2 separate regions of the Homo sapiens genome follow, and region 2 is linked to region 1. A link is an interaction called in ENCODE POLR2A ChIA-PET data of the cell type or tissue named here. Cell type or tissue: OCI-LY7. All regions are shown on one strand. Links, peaks and the distances in the headings refer to the core of each region. The heading gives the core; the rest is flanking DNA.

Evidence for each region. ChIA-PET counts read pairs that join two places held together with the same protein. Peaks named below come from ENCODE experiments on the same cell type or tissue, not always from the same donor. Only the 100,000 strongest peaks of a DNase experiment are listed, where the experiment ranks them.
Region 2: POLR2A ChIA-PET joins it to region 1 with 7 read pairs; 2 of 35 experiments call an interaction of 5 or more read pairs at or near these places.

The regions. Positions count from the first base shown.
Region 1 is chr12:57,239,674-57,245,481 of GRCh38, forward strand. It overlaps STAC3 (SH3 and cysteine rich domain 3), which reads right to left. Exons shown (of 12, transcript NM_145064.3): 7 at 5,472-5,538; 8 at 5,243-5,292; 9 at 4,864-4,949; 10 at 4,642-4,693; 11 at 4,415-4,552; 12 at 3,785-4,237. The coding sequence ends at 4,139. It also overlaps a transcript of COXFA4L2 not described here. Among named protein-coding and RNA genes, the nearest start is that of COXFA4L2, 5.5 kb to the left of the region's middle. RefSeq lists enhancers at 1-744, 324-413, 2,555-3,458. In OCI-LY7, for the core only: CTCF peaks have their summits at 2,358, 3,466 (motif pointing left) and 4,194 (motif pointing left); DNase peaks (open chromatin) are centred at 1,508, 2,018, 3,198, 4,148 and 2 weaker places; H3K4me3 peaks cover 3,345 bases; H3K27ac peaks cover 2,988 bases.
Region 2 is chr12:57,729,974-57,735,781 of GRCh38, forward strand. AGAP2 (ArfGAP with GTPase domain, ankyrin repeat and PH domain 2) reads right to left here. Exons shown (of 19, transcript NM_001122772.3): 2 at 5,396-5,454; 3 at 4,619-4,706; 4 at 4,346-4,431; 5 at 4,053-4,200; 6 at 2,872-3,006; 7 at 2,430-2,539; 8 at 1,836-1,994; 9 at 1,583-1,669; 10 at 1,393-1,497; 11 at 818-980; 12 at 522-641. Among named protein-coding and RNA genes, the nearest start is that of AGAP2, 5.9 kb to the right of the region's middle. RefSeq lists an enhancer at 3,657-4,856. In OCI-LY7, for the core only: no CTCF peak of the experiment used is centred there; no DNase peak of the experiment used is centred there.

The DNA of each region.
Region 1 (5,808 bases), core at 1,197-5,196:
TCTGGGTATGTCCATCTCTCTCTTCCCTATTCTGGCTGTGTCTGTCTGCTCTCCCTCTTGCTGCCTTCCCTACCTGGCTTTGTCCCTCTGCATCGGTTTTTCTGTGTCTCTTTGTGTCTCGCTCCCTCCCTCCACATCTCTCCATCTCACTGTGTCTCTCTTTACTAATGCCTCTCTTTGTCTCTGTCTTTATCTCTGTCTCTCCCCAACCCCACTCCCCAGCTCTATTCCTATTCTCTGGGTTGCTGCCTCTGGGGACTGAAGCAGCCCAACAGGGCAGCCCGGAGACGCCTCGGGGCACTGCCCGGGGTCCTCATCCTGGTCACCTCCACATGCCCGTCAACTCCGCGCAGCGTTGATCTTCCCGCTGCGGCTGTGGGACGTGGAGGGGCGCCCGGAAAGGAAGACACAGGGCCCAGCATCTGCTCGGGAGCCCCGGGGCCCCTGACCCCCCTCTGCCATTATTAAGGGCGCCTGGTCCCGAGGCACCGAGATGATCATGATTGCATCAGCCAGACAGAAGCGGAGCCGGGAGCTGCGCGGTGAGCGAACGAGTGAGACAAAGCCGCCCGCGCCATCTGTTTATGCAAAGCGCTCTCCGCCGGGGACCCCGGCGTCCCGGCTCCTGGCCGGGCTTGGGGCAAGGGTCATAAGCCCATTCCCACCCGGCGCCCCCACCGCGCCTTGGCTTCCCCTCTCCTCAGCACCCAGAGGGCCGCTGGGCGAGCGGAACGGAAAGGGGGCGGGGGTGTTGATGTGATTGGAGCGGACGCGGCTGTTTCTTCAATAATGGATGGAGATGATGCGGATGGCGAAGCCGAGCTGGCCGGGAGAGGAGAGAGGAATAGAAATGGGGAAAGGAAGGAGTGGGGGCGGGAGACTCACCCCGGCGCGCGCACACACACACTCGCGCGCGCACGTGCGTCACACTGTCATTCGGATACACGCCGCCGCGCGGCTCACACCCAGGCACACGCCTACGCACTGTCACTGAGACACACATACCTGCAGGCGGAGACGCGATGGCAACACACACTCCCCGCTGGCTCTTCCTGATTTTCACACATACACAGACCTGCAGGCGGAGACGCACGGAAACGCCCCCACGCGGAGGCACACCCGGGCAAAATCACCCAGATGGGAGCTGGGGACGGGGAAGTGGACAAACCCGACAGATATAGACACACTCAGGGGCACAGACACACACCCGGGCACAGAGTCGGACACACCTGGGGCTCAGGTAGACACACCTCACATACCCAGGGAACAAACGGACACACACTAACCACACGCCGGAGATACAGACGTCCATAATTGCCAGGGGCACGGAGAGCCCACCCACACCCACTCAGAGGCTAGCACACCTTAGCATATGCAGGAGTTGCCATCTGTGCCCTGCGGGGTGGAATGTGGCAGGGAGGTCGTCAGGGTCTCCGGAGCAGGCCTTGTTAGCCTAGCAGTATGATGAGGTCTTGGTGACAGGAGGCGCCTGGGGCTGTGGACTAGGAGGCCCGTGCACCAGGGCTTAGCTGTCTGCAAGCTTCCTTGACTGGCCCCTAGGGCGGGTAGCGCCGACGTTGGGCTGCCCCTGAGCAGCAGACCGGGCGGACCCCACTGACCCAAATCGGGCAGTTTCGTGGAGGGAGAGCCTAAAGGGAACACTGGAGCTGCACCGAGAGATTCTCAGGATCCCCAACACTGCTGCTGGTGGGGTTTATAGAAAGGGTCACTCTGTACTCTGCCTTTTCCCCCCGTGCTGCCCAGTCTTCCAACTTCAAGGGGCACGTGTGTGTGTGTGTGCGCGCGCGCGCGCGCTGAGTAGAGTGGGCAGTGGAGGAGGTTGGGGTGCCGGTTGTCTTGTACCCCAGTACCGGCCCTTCCTCGGATCTGTTTTCAATTCAGTCTGCTCCTTGGCCCAGACTTATGACCTTTGCAGCATGCGGCAGTATCATCCATCACCCAGGCGCCGTTTAGGGGGATGGAGGGCGCTGGGAGCTCACATAGGGTCGCTGTCACGCCTGCCGCCCTCTCTGGGGACCTGCTCTCCGGCCCGCGGGCCAGGGCTTAAGAGTCTTGGTGAGTAATGACGGGAGGGTGTGACCGTGGGGCTCGATCGGGACACTGGGTCACATGTCCCCACCCCTGGTACCCTAGCACCCCTCCTTCTAGTTCAGCACAGCCTGTTTCCCCGCTTTTCCCGCCCCCCTTCTCTCGGGCCCTTTGCTTAATTTCCTATTAACTGCTGATAAATCCAATTAAACCGCCGCTCTAATTAGGGACAGCTGCCGGCTCAGTGAGGCTAGGGAGGGGGGCGCCCCCCGAGTGTTGGGGGAGAACAGCCGCTCTCCCTGCTTCTCGGCATCCGCACACCAGCATTGCCGCCCAATGAGCCAGTAAATTGGTTTTGCCTTAGCATTGGCGGGGGTCTCTCGAGGATCTCGGGGGGCTCTGATTTTGAGTCCCTCAGACCTTGATGAATAGAGACGACCCGAGCCCTCGCGGTCCCTCCCCTCATACATTCCTGGTAGGTGGATTTCAAGGAAGGATAAGGACAGAATGCTTGATTTGCGTGTGGTTGGTGTGTGTGTTTGCCTGTGATCTGTTCCTATTCCAGCTCAATCGCGATTAAAGGGGGGGGTCTTCTTTAATGACTCCGCCCCCACCCCCTCAGGCATCCGGGACCGTCAAGGGCAAAGGGAACAGAAAACTGAACCCGGTTCTGCAGAGTCTTCTTGTGTGCTTCCCTACCCCCATCACACCTCAGCCTTCTGGAAGGGGGGCGCGCCCGTCCCAGGCCTCCTCTTCCCCAGCCCAGCTGAGCCTCTGCCCTCCCCCCGCCAGCAGCAGATGGTGCCCGGGCTCCCGCTGCCAACCTTGCTAGGCGGTGCCAACCTCGGTCCTGGCAGACAACGGGCAGACGAGAAGAGGAGCTCCTGGCTGGCCAAGCCGACCCTCCCCCACCCGGCATCGAGCTCAAGACCCCCCCCACACACGCCTGCCCCACTCCAGCGACCACCCCAGCCTGCCTCTCACTGGGTCCGCTCTCAGGTCCCCAAACTCCTCGTCTCCTTCTGCTCCCTTCCCCACACCTTCCTGCTCCTCGCCACCTGCCGCCCTGACCAGGGCCGGCGTATTTGCATATTTGCATATGCAAATAATAACATTTGCATACGGTGCTCCGCAGGGGTGTCTCCGCGAGAGCCGGTTAGCTGTCTGCCCTCCGTTCTCACTCGGTACCTGTCGGAAAGGGTTAGGGCAGGGGCCGCGCGGGTGGGGTTAGGCCCCCGGCCTAGCTAGCTCGGTTCTCGGAGGACTTGAGGAAGTGTTGCCATGGAGACGGCACGCACCCCACCCCCTCCCAGGCCCAGGGTCTCGGGCTTGGTGTCTCTGGTTGTCTCCCCTTACCCACCCTCCACCCCCTCCCCATCCCTCGCTCTCCAACCGAGATCTTGCATCGCCCCCTGGCGGCCTAGCTCGGCGCCAAGCCAGATTCCGAAATGCAAGGGGCTGCCTGCGGCTAAATCGCCAAGAGCAAGGGGGGACTTACCCTACTACAAGATCCTGCTCCCAACCGCTGGGGCGCGGGGGCGGCGACTCCAGCCCTGCGCTCCCCTTTCTTTACTGACTACAGAGGCCTCACCTGGCGGGCGCACTTCCCACCTCCCGCCAACCTCAGCCCAGATGGGTCTCAGGTTACCCGATGGTAACGAGGCGGGACAGCTAGGGAGGATTCTCCACCCCTCCGCAGGCCCTCTCCTCAACCCCAGTTAAATAACAACTTTTCTAAGTTTTGTCAAAAGTTTAATAAATTCGCAACATTCGACAGTTCGCCCTCCCTCGCCCCCGCCCCCCGCCCCAGTCCCTGGCTCCTCCTAGTAGATACGCGTTTTTTTCCAGCTCTTGCAAGCGGGGCCTGAAAGGTTTCGGGTCCGGGCTGCTCTGGGCAGCAGGTATCCGAGGCCCCAGGCTGGGGAAGGGGGCGAGAACCAGTCCCTTCCCGGAAGCCCCGTCGCGCTCAGGCGGGCCTTCCTACCCCTCCTCTCCCAGCAGTCCCGTTGCTTTCGCCCCCCTCCCCAAACTCCACTGGGCCCGCCCAGAATGGGGTGTGGGTGTCTCCCGCTTGCAGGCGCCCGCACGCCTAAATTTCCTCTAGAAAGTCGGTGGGAAACAGCCCCACCTTGCGGCCGGTGTAGACCTTGACGTAGCCGCCCGCTTCGTCTCCTTTCTGCACCACGATCTAGAAGATTAAAGGATCAGAAGTAGGAGAGGAATCAAAGGAAAAGGTAGGAGAGGACAGCAGGGGAGCCGGGGTTTACAGGGGCTCACCCTAGTCTTATTAATGGTTAAGCTCTCCAAGGAGTGTGGTGGGCTAGGGAGCATTCAGGCCTGGGATTGGGTTGGGGCAACAGCCTACCTGGTCCTTCTTGAGAGTGATCTGCCCTATCTCGCGGTTCCCCACGAAGGATCTCGTCACGCGGTGCACACGTTCTCCAGCCCGGACCCGAATGATGAAGTTTGGAGGGAAAAATCCGACCTTCTCCCCGATTTTCCCCTAGGGAAGATAGTAGGGAGAGTCCATCTCTCAATGTCGGGTTCTGGACTCAACCCACACTCCACCCTAGCCCTAGCCATTTCTCTCACCCGCCACCATTCTTCATTGGAGTCATCAATGACTGTGATCTTCTCTCCTGGCCTGGGAGGGGAAGGGAGGGGCCTCACTCACATAGCAGGTCCCCTGCTGTGCCCCGGGTCCAGCATCAATAGGCTCCAAGCCCTGAGTCCCCCCTTTTCCTTTCCCTTGGGGGAACCCAGCTCTTTCCTCTTCACTCCGCAGTACCAGCCCCCTGCCCCAAGGCCTCTCACGGGAAATCCAGATCGTCCTTCTCCAGGGCTTTGAACCGATAGAGAGCCACAAAGTAATGAGACTGCTGGAAGCCAGGCTGCTTGTGCTGGGGGTGCAAGGGAATGATGAGTCTTAGGGCTCCTCTACCCCACACTGAGGGGCAGGATTCCAAGGCAGGGACATTCACCACACACTCTACACTCCAACTCTCTTCTAGGTCCCTGAACTGAGAGAAGTGTTTTGGTCGTGGGTGGGTGTGCAAGTTGATGGAGAGTGTGGGTCAGAAGTGATGGGAAGCCTAGGAGTTAAAGAGTGAGCTTCTGCCAGGGCCATGAGTAGTGGTGTCAGAGCTGGGTTGGGGAGAGAACTGGGTTCCTTGCAGGGAGGAAGGATTCTTACCTTGTCATCAGGTGTCTTCTTCTCAGCCTTCTTATCCCCTTCAGGGTTTCCTGGGATAGGAAACACCAACAAATTGTCTGTCTCCTGGAGGGCAATTCTTATTCTCTTACCCTTTTGTGGAAGGGCCTCGTCTATCCAAAGCTGGCCTGCCCTTTGCTCCTCCACCCTCTGTTCCACAGCTGAGCCTCTGATCCTACTCCATCTCTGGATGGAGGTGGGTAACACTCACCATCCTGGGGTTTGCCTTCCTCTGGTCTGGCCGACTCTGGCTCCTCCTCCATCATGGCTGCTACAGGCTGGAGGGGGCACCAGAGTTAGGGAGACGCTGTCTTGGGAACACATGCCCTGGCTGTCTATAATCAGGTCAGAGAACTATAGAATAATGGGATCTCAGAGATCTCAGAGTTGGAAGAGGCCTTGGAGGAAATATCTAGTTCAGCCATCTGCCTAATGCAGGAACTTTTTTTTTTTTTTTGAGACGGGTCTCCCTCCGTCACCCAGGCTGGAGTGCAGTGGCGCAATCTTGGCTCAGTGCCAGCTCCGCCTCCAGGTTCACGCCATTCTCC
Region 2 (5,808 bases), core at 1,052-5,051, 490 kb after region 1:
GCCACTTACTGGCCTTAAGACCTTGAGCAAGGCACTTAATCTTCTGAGCCTCAGTTTCTTTATCTCTGAAATAGGGGTAATAATCTTGACCTGACAAAACTGTTGTAAGGATCATTTGTTTACAATGTTATTTGCATACTATATATATATATTTTTTTTCAAACATGTCAAACATGGCTGACTATGTACTAGACAATATTCTCAGTTTGTTTAAACCTCAAAGCAACCCTCTGAGGTAGAAACTATTATCTCCATGTTACAGATGAGGAAACTGAGGCACGGAGAGGTCAAGTAACTTGCCCATGTGGCAAGCCAGGATTCAAGCTCAGGCAGTTGACGTTAGAGTCCACTTGTCTTAACCATTATGATAGACATGGTATGATTGAACTTATTCATGTGTGGGGCTCCATGTGTTCACTCATGCATTTATTCCAGCCTCCAAGCCTTCACCCCATATTCATTTCCCACACTCATCCTATTTGGGTGTGGAAGACAGCAGATGGAAGGTCATCCCCACTGACCCGTGCTGAGGGCTCGGGCCAAATTCCGGTCTGGCTTCAGCAGGTGTTTGGATGTCTGATCTGGTGGTGGCTGCAGGGAACTGGGGCTGGGGCTAGGGCTTGGCATGGGAGTAGTGGCTTCTGTCGGAAGAAGATGAAACCTCAGTGAGCCTCTTTCTTCTGGCCCCATTCCTTATGTGGTCCCTCTTTATCACCCAGCTTCCTACTCGCCCAGTGCCAGCCCCCTCTTCCCTCTTACCCCTCTTTTTCCCCAGCCCTGGCCCCTCTTCTGCTCCTATGTCATAAACCTTACTCACCCAGGCCTTCACCCATCTGGACAGTGCTCATGTCCTTGACGAGCCCGTTAATGCTGGCTGAGGGGCCAAAGGCAGAGATGGCCCTCGGGGGCCGCTTGCCCGGGACTTTGACTGTTGTTCGCAGCAAGTCCATCTCCTTGCCGTGGGTACTGTGGATGTAATCCTGGAGGGGTACAGGGCCGAGAGTGTAGGGAAGGTTGGGGTCCTTGGTATGCTGGGAAGCAGTCAACATGGTACAGAATAGAGAGGGACTGGGGAGGGGTCTTGGGGGCCAAATGGGTTGTGATGAACATCTAGGGGATGGGCCCATCAGACTTGGCCCAGCAATTGTCTCCTCCAGAAAGCGTTCCCTTCCTGGGTGCTCTCCCACTAGACTGCAAGTTCCTGGGGCAATGTATTTACCTTTACATTCCTGGCATGGGCACATGGTGGGCTCTTAACACATGCCTGCTAAACTTAAGAGAAGAGGACTAGCACTTCCTAGAAATGAGGTTAGTGCTTTGTCAGAGGCATAGACAGGTAGAACTTGAGGGAAATCCAAAGCTGGCCAATGTGGCCCAGTCTCTGCCACTCACGTTAATACTGGGGTGGTAGAGTAGAAAGCCATTACTGGACAGGGTTACATATTTCTTCTTCCATTCTTTGTTCAAGGAATTGCCACTTCGTTTTAGTAGGAAGCTCTGGAGAAAGGGGAAAGACACATGTGGGAAAAAAGCCAACTAAGACCAGCTGCCCCTAGCCTGTCCCAGCCCCTGGATCACTCACCTGTTTGATGGGGATGGCTCGCCCACTCCCTGTTGTCTCTCCCCGACTATCCAAGCTTCGTTTCTCGGAGTCACTACCCCGACGATTCTGGAATGGTTATTGGAATCAGTTTGAGGATGGATAGAGGGATACACTGATGTGACGATAGGGAAGATAGATGAAGAAGGGCCCAACAGAGGAGTCTAGGGACTAGGGAAGATGGGCAGGTCATGGGGGACAGGAGGATGGGGGTCAGCATGTCCATGTCCAATACCGCAAAAAGGCTGGTCCTGCGCTTGGCTGCCCGGTGCAGGGACCCTGGGGTGCTCAATCCAGCCACTGCAGCTGCCTCGGCTCGGAGCTCCCGGTGACCAACATTCGGTGAGGACGGGAGGGAAGAAGAGTAGTCGCTAGTGTGGCCCCCGTTACTAGCCTGGGCACATATGGAAGAGTCAGCAGAGCTGAGATGCCCCCTACTCCACCAAGCTACACTCATATCTCGTTATGGGGAATTTGAGACATTCCTTGATCACCTCACCATTTATTTATGTTGTCATTAATAATTTTTAAAATCCTCACTAACATTGTGACAATGCTTTAAATGTTGTAAAGGTTGATTCACAAGTATTGTGTCATACAATCTTCCTGATAGCCTTGGGAGGTTAGGTGAGTTGCTTAAGGACACTGCAAATGATGTCTCAAATCTGGTTGATTTCCAGTCCAATGCACTTTCTGCCAATAGTTTCACTGCCATTTCCATCTGTTTCCCCACTCCCTGAACCTCCTTGGGTACTCTGTACCTGTCCTAGGATCCCCAGCCCCTCTGCATCTTACCGGCCCCTCTGCAGACTCTGAAACCCCAACTCACCTGGCCAGCTACCGGAGTGGATGCAGCTGAGTGGCTTGGGGAGCTGGGCAGGGACTTGCAGGCAGCCAGAAGCTGTTGCTGCTTGCGCAAGGTCACCACCTTCTGGGCCACTGAGGGGAGTTGACGGAAGGAGGTGTGAGCAGGCCAGATACCCAAGACCACCCTTCCATGCCCAGCTTTGAGAAATCCCCAGTAGACAACACAGGACCCAACTTCCTTGTCACTGTGGCCTCCATGCCACCTGTGGCCTTGCCAGCTCCTCCAGCCCAGAAAGACCTTGCGACTATTAAGCAAACCTTCTCTGGCCTCCCTGATCTCTCCTCCCTCCCACAAAGGCTAATTTCCTGTCACTCACAGAGAGAGGCCTGGATGCCTGACCACTGAGAATATCCCAGGCCCCTTGCTCTGGCTTCCCACATATGCTGGAGATCACTACACTCACCCTCCTGGAAGACCCGATCCACATTGAGCCCATAGGTTGCACAAGTCTCATAGTAGCTGCAGCGTTTCATGTCCGCGCACAGAGCTCTGGCACGAGCATCTCCCACCACCCGAGGGGAGGAAGCACTGATCCTGTCTGAGGGGACAGGAAAGGGGCAGGATTGAACAAGGAGCCCCACCTTGTTCGATTTTTCACAATTCCCTTATCCTTGCACTGGGCCCTCAGGCTGGGTCCACTGGGGATGGGGTGTGAGAGATCATCTTTTCTGTGACCAGGTGGAATGGGAGTACATAAGCCCTTTCTGAGTACTGGGCCCAGTTCACACACCTAGCTGGGTGAGCTGTGTGTGTGTGTGTGTGTGTGTGTGTGTCCTCAAGGAATACTCCAGAGCTGCTGAGTGGTGCTTCCTGACAAGGTCTACATAGCTGAGACCCAGGCGCGAGCGACAATCACCCTGCCCTGCAAATCCATAGAACCCTGAACTGGTGGGAGGACACCAGCTTGTGAACTAGGAAAAGGTTGGGTGCCCATGGGTCATGGCTGGACTGCCCACTCTGCAGCAAGAAACCAGGATGCAAGCAACAGGTGGAGATAGGCACCAGCAGAACAGGCATCCAGACCAAGTCCCACCAGCTCGACACAGGGGAGTGCTGGAAAAGCATTTCCTGGCCCTGGCAGAGTCTGGGAGCCTCTGAGTCACTTCTCTGAGAACTAAAAGGTTTTCTGCTCTCTTCTTTTCATCATCATTTCCTTTGTGTTTTCACTTTGTTTTTGGATAAGTTCCTTTAAAAGGTGTCAGCCTTACCCAGCTGTCGCAAAAAGGAAGATGGAAAAGGTTTCCTATCCACCCTAGGACTTGAGATTTTCTGTGTCCTAGGATGGTGGCACTAGGAAATGGCAGTGTCAGAACACAAGGTAGGTGACATTTCAGGAGAGGCAAGGAGATGGCTACTATAGCTGTCCTTTCCTCCCTGGAGATCCCCTTTTCTCTGCTCAGACCTTGGGAAGTTATTGTTTGGTTTCATGACTCCCTTATTTGGAGACCAGGCTCCCTCCAGAAGGGTACTATAATCCAAGTGGCCATTTCCACACCTTACCAAGTTCTCACCCATGTTGGGCAATATCCCAGTAGCCTCCTTAGGGCCTCCCTTGAAAGCAGTGCTTTCCTAACCCCTCCTTACCTTGTGTCCCCACCAGTGCCAAGGCCAGGCCTCCTCGTCCCTCCCCGCGAAGGGAACTCAGCTGCCCATGGAGACGGCTCACAGCCTGGAAACTGTTCTCATCCTCCAGGCTGAAGACGAAGATCACAGCATCTGCCCAGCCTGAGAACTTGCGGGGAGTGAGGGAGCAAATGGAAAGTCAGACAGGTCTACTCCTCTGGACCCAATCCAGATGAAGACCTGGGAAACCAGAGCCCTCTCCTTTGGCCAGTGCTGACCCCAGCCAGCCTGTCCCCCACCACCTCCACCCTCACCTTGGCATCAGGTGCCCCAGCTTCCTCTCGGATTAGCACCAGATGTGTCTGTCCATCCACCAACATTTCTTTCTTGTACTGCTCACCTGTCCAGAAGAGTTGGAAGGGGTAACAGGTCAGAGGTGACAGGTCACCAAACCTCCCCATGCTCCCAGTGCTTTTGCTATTATGGCCTCATCCTTCCCCCCTGGTCTCCACACCTGCCTAATCATTGATCTCACTCCTGGATCCCTGACCCCAATGGTTAGCTTACTATGGCTCTTCAGAACTCACTCTCTGTCTTCTCCAGCACCTGGTATGAGCCAGTCAGGAATCGGTGGATGAGCGATGACTTCCCACTCCTGGCATCGCCCAGCACACCCTGAGGGCAAGGTTGTGGAGCAGAAATTGTGGGATATAAGAGAAGGCAGGATGCATGGGTCTGGACACTCCAGAAAACCCAGAGAGATAAGTCATCCAAGCAGGACCCTACAGGGCCTGGATGACAGTCATTCCAGAGAGAGCAGTTGGGAGGATCAGAGCAGCTGGGGGGATCAGAGCAGTTGGGAGGATCAGGGCATGAGTGTGGTAAGAAATGATCCCAAGCTCAAAGTGGAGCACGAGCTGAAGAATGTCAGCAATTCAGTACCAGCTTTTTTGTGTGTTGGGTTGTTTAGAAAACATACTAGATATGTTGTGTGTGTGTGTCTCTGTGTGTGTGTGTTTGTAGCATGTCACAGCTCTAGGCACTAGTTGGAAAACTTTACCCAATTCTAGGCAGTACAACATGAAGGCCAAAGGGCAGATACCAGAAATGAGAAGCCTGGAGGAGGACCATGAACAAACAGGAAAAAGGGGATGGCTGCATAAAGACTAGATAGGAAAAACTTGTGAGGAGGCTGTAGCAAACCCCATGTTGGTGCTATGAAGGCAGACTCTCAGGAGAACTGGAAAACGATTCCCTATTCCCAAAGAGAGAGAGAGAGAGAAGGAGAGGTGAAGGGAGAGAGCTGAGAGTGCAGTGGGTGGGAGGTCAGCCTTCCCTATAGGCAAGGGGACTGGGTTACCTACCAGGCGCAGTTCAGGAATGGAGCGGCTCAAAGTCCATTCCTGGCTATTGATCACAGCCTCTGTAACGGGAGAAGGGCAGTAAGAGGGGAGGCTCCTGGCTCAGAAGGACCCCCAACACTGAGCCACCCCTCCTCCCTCTGCAGCTTTCCAACCCCCCCCCAACCCTGCCTGCACTGGAGAGGTGTGTGCAACAGACAGGTTTGAGGGTGGTCCCCAGGCCTCCCATCCCAGCCACTCTCCCCCAGCTGTTGCTGCCGCTCAGTGGTTGCTTAGCAACGGAGCTAGCAAGACAAAAATACTTCAGTTGGCATCTCCCTTAAAGCACATCCCCAAACGCGGGTCCTGGCCCCAGACAGGGAGACCAGGGCTCTGACAGTGGCAGGTTCTTCCCTCTGGAAAAAGAATAGAAGAGG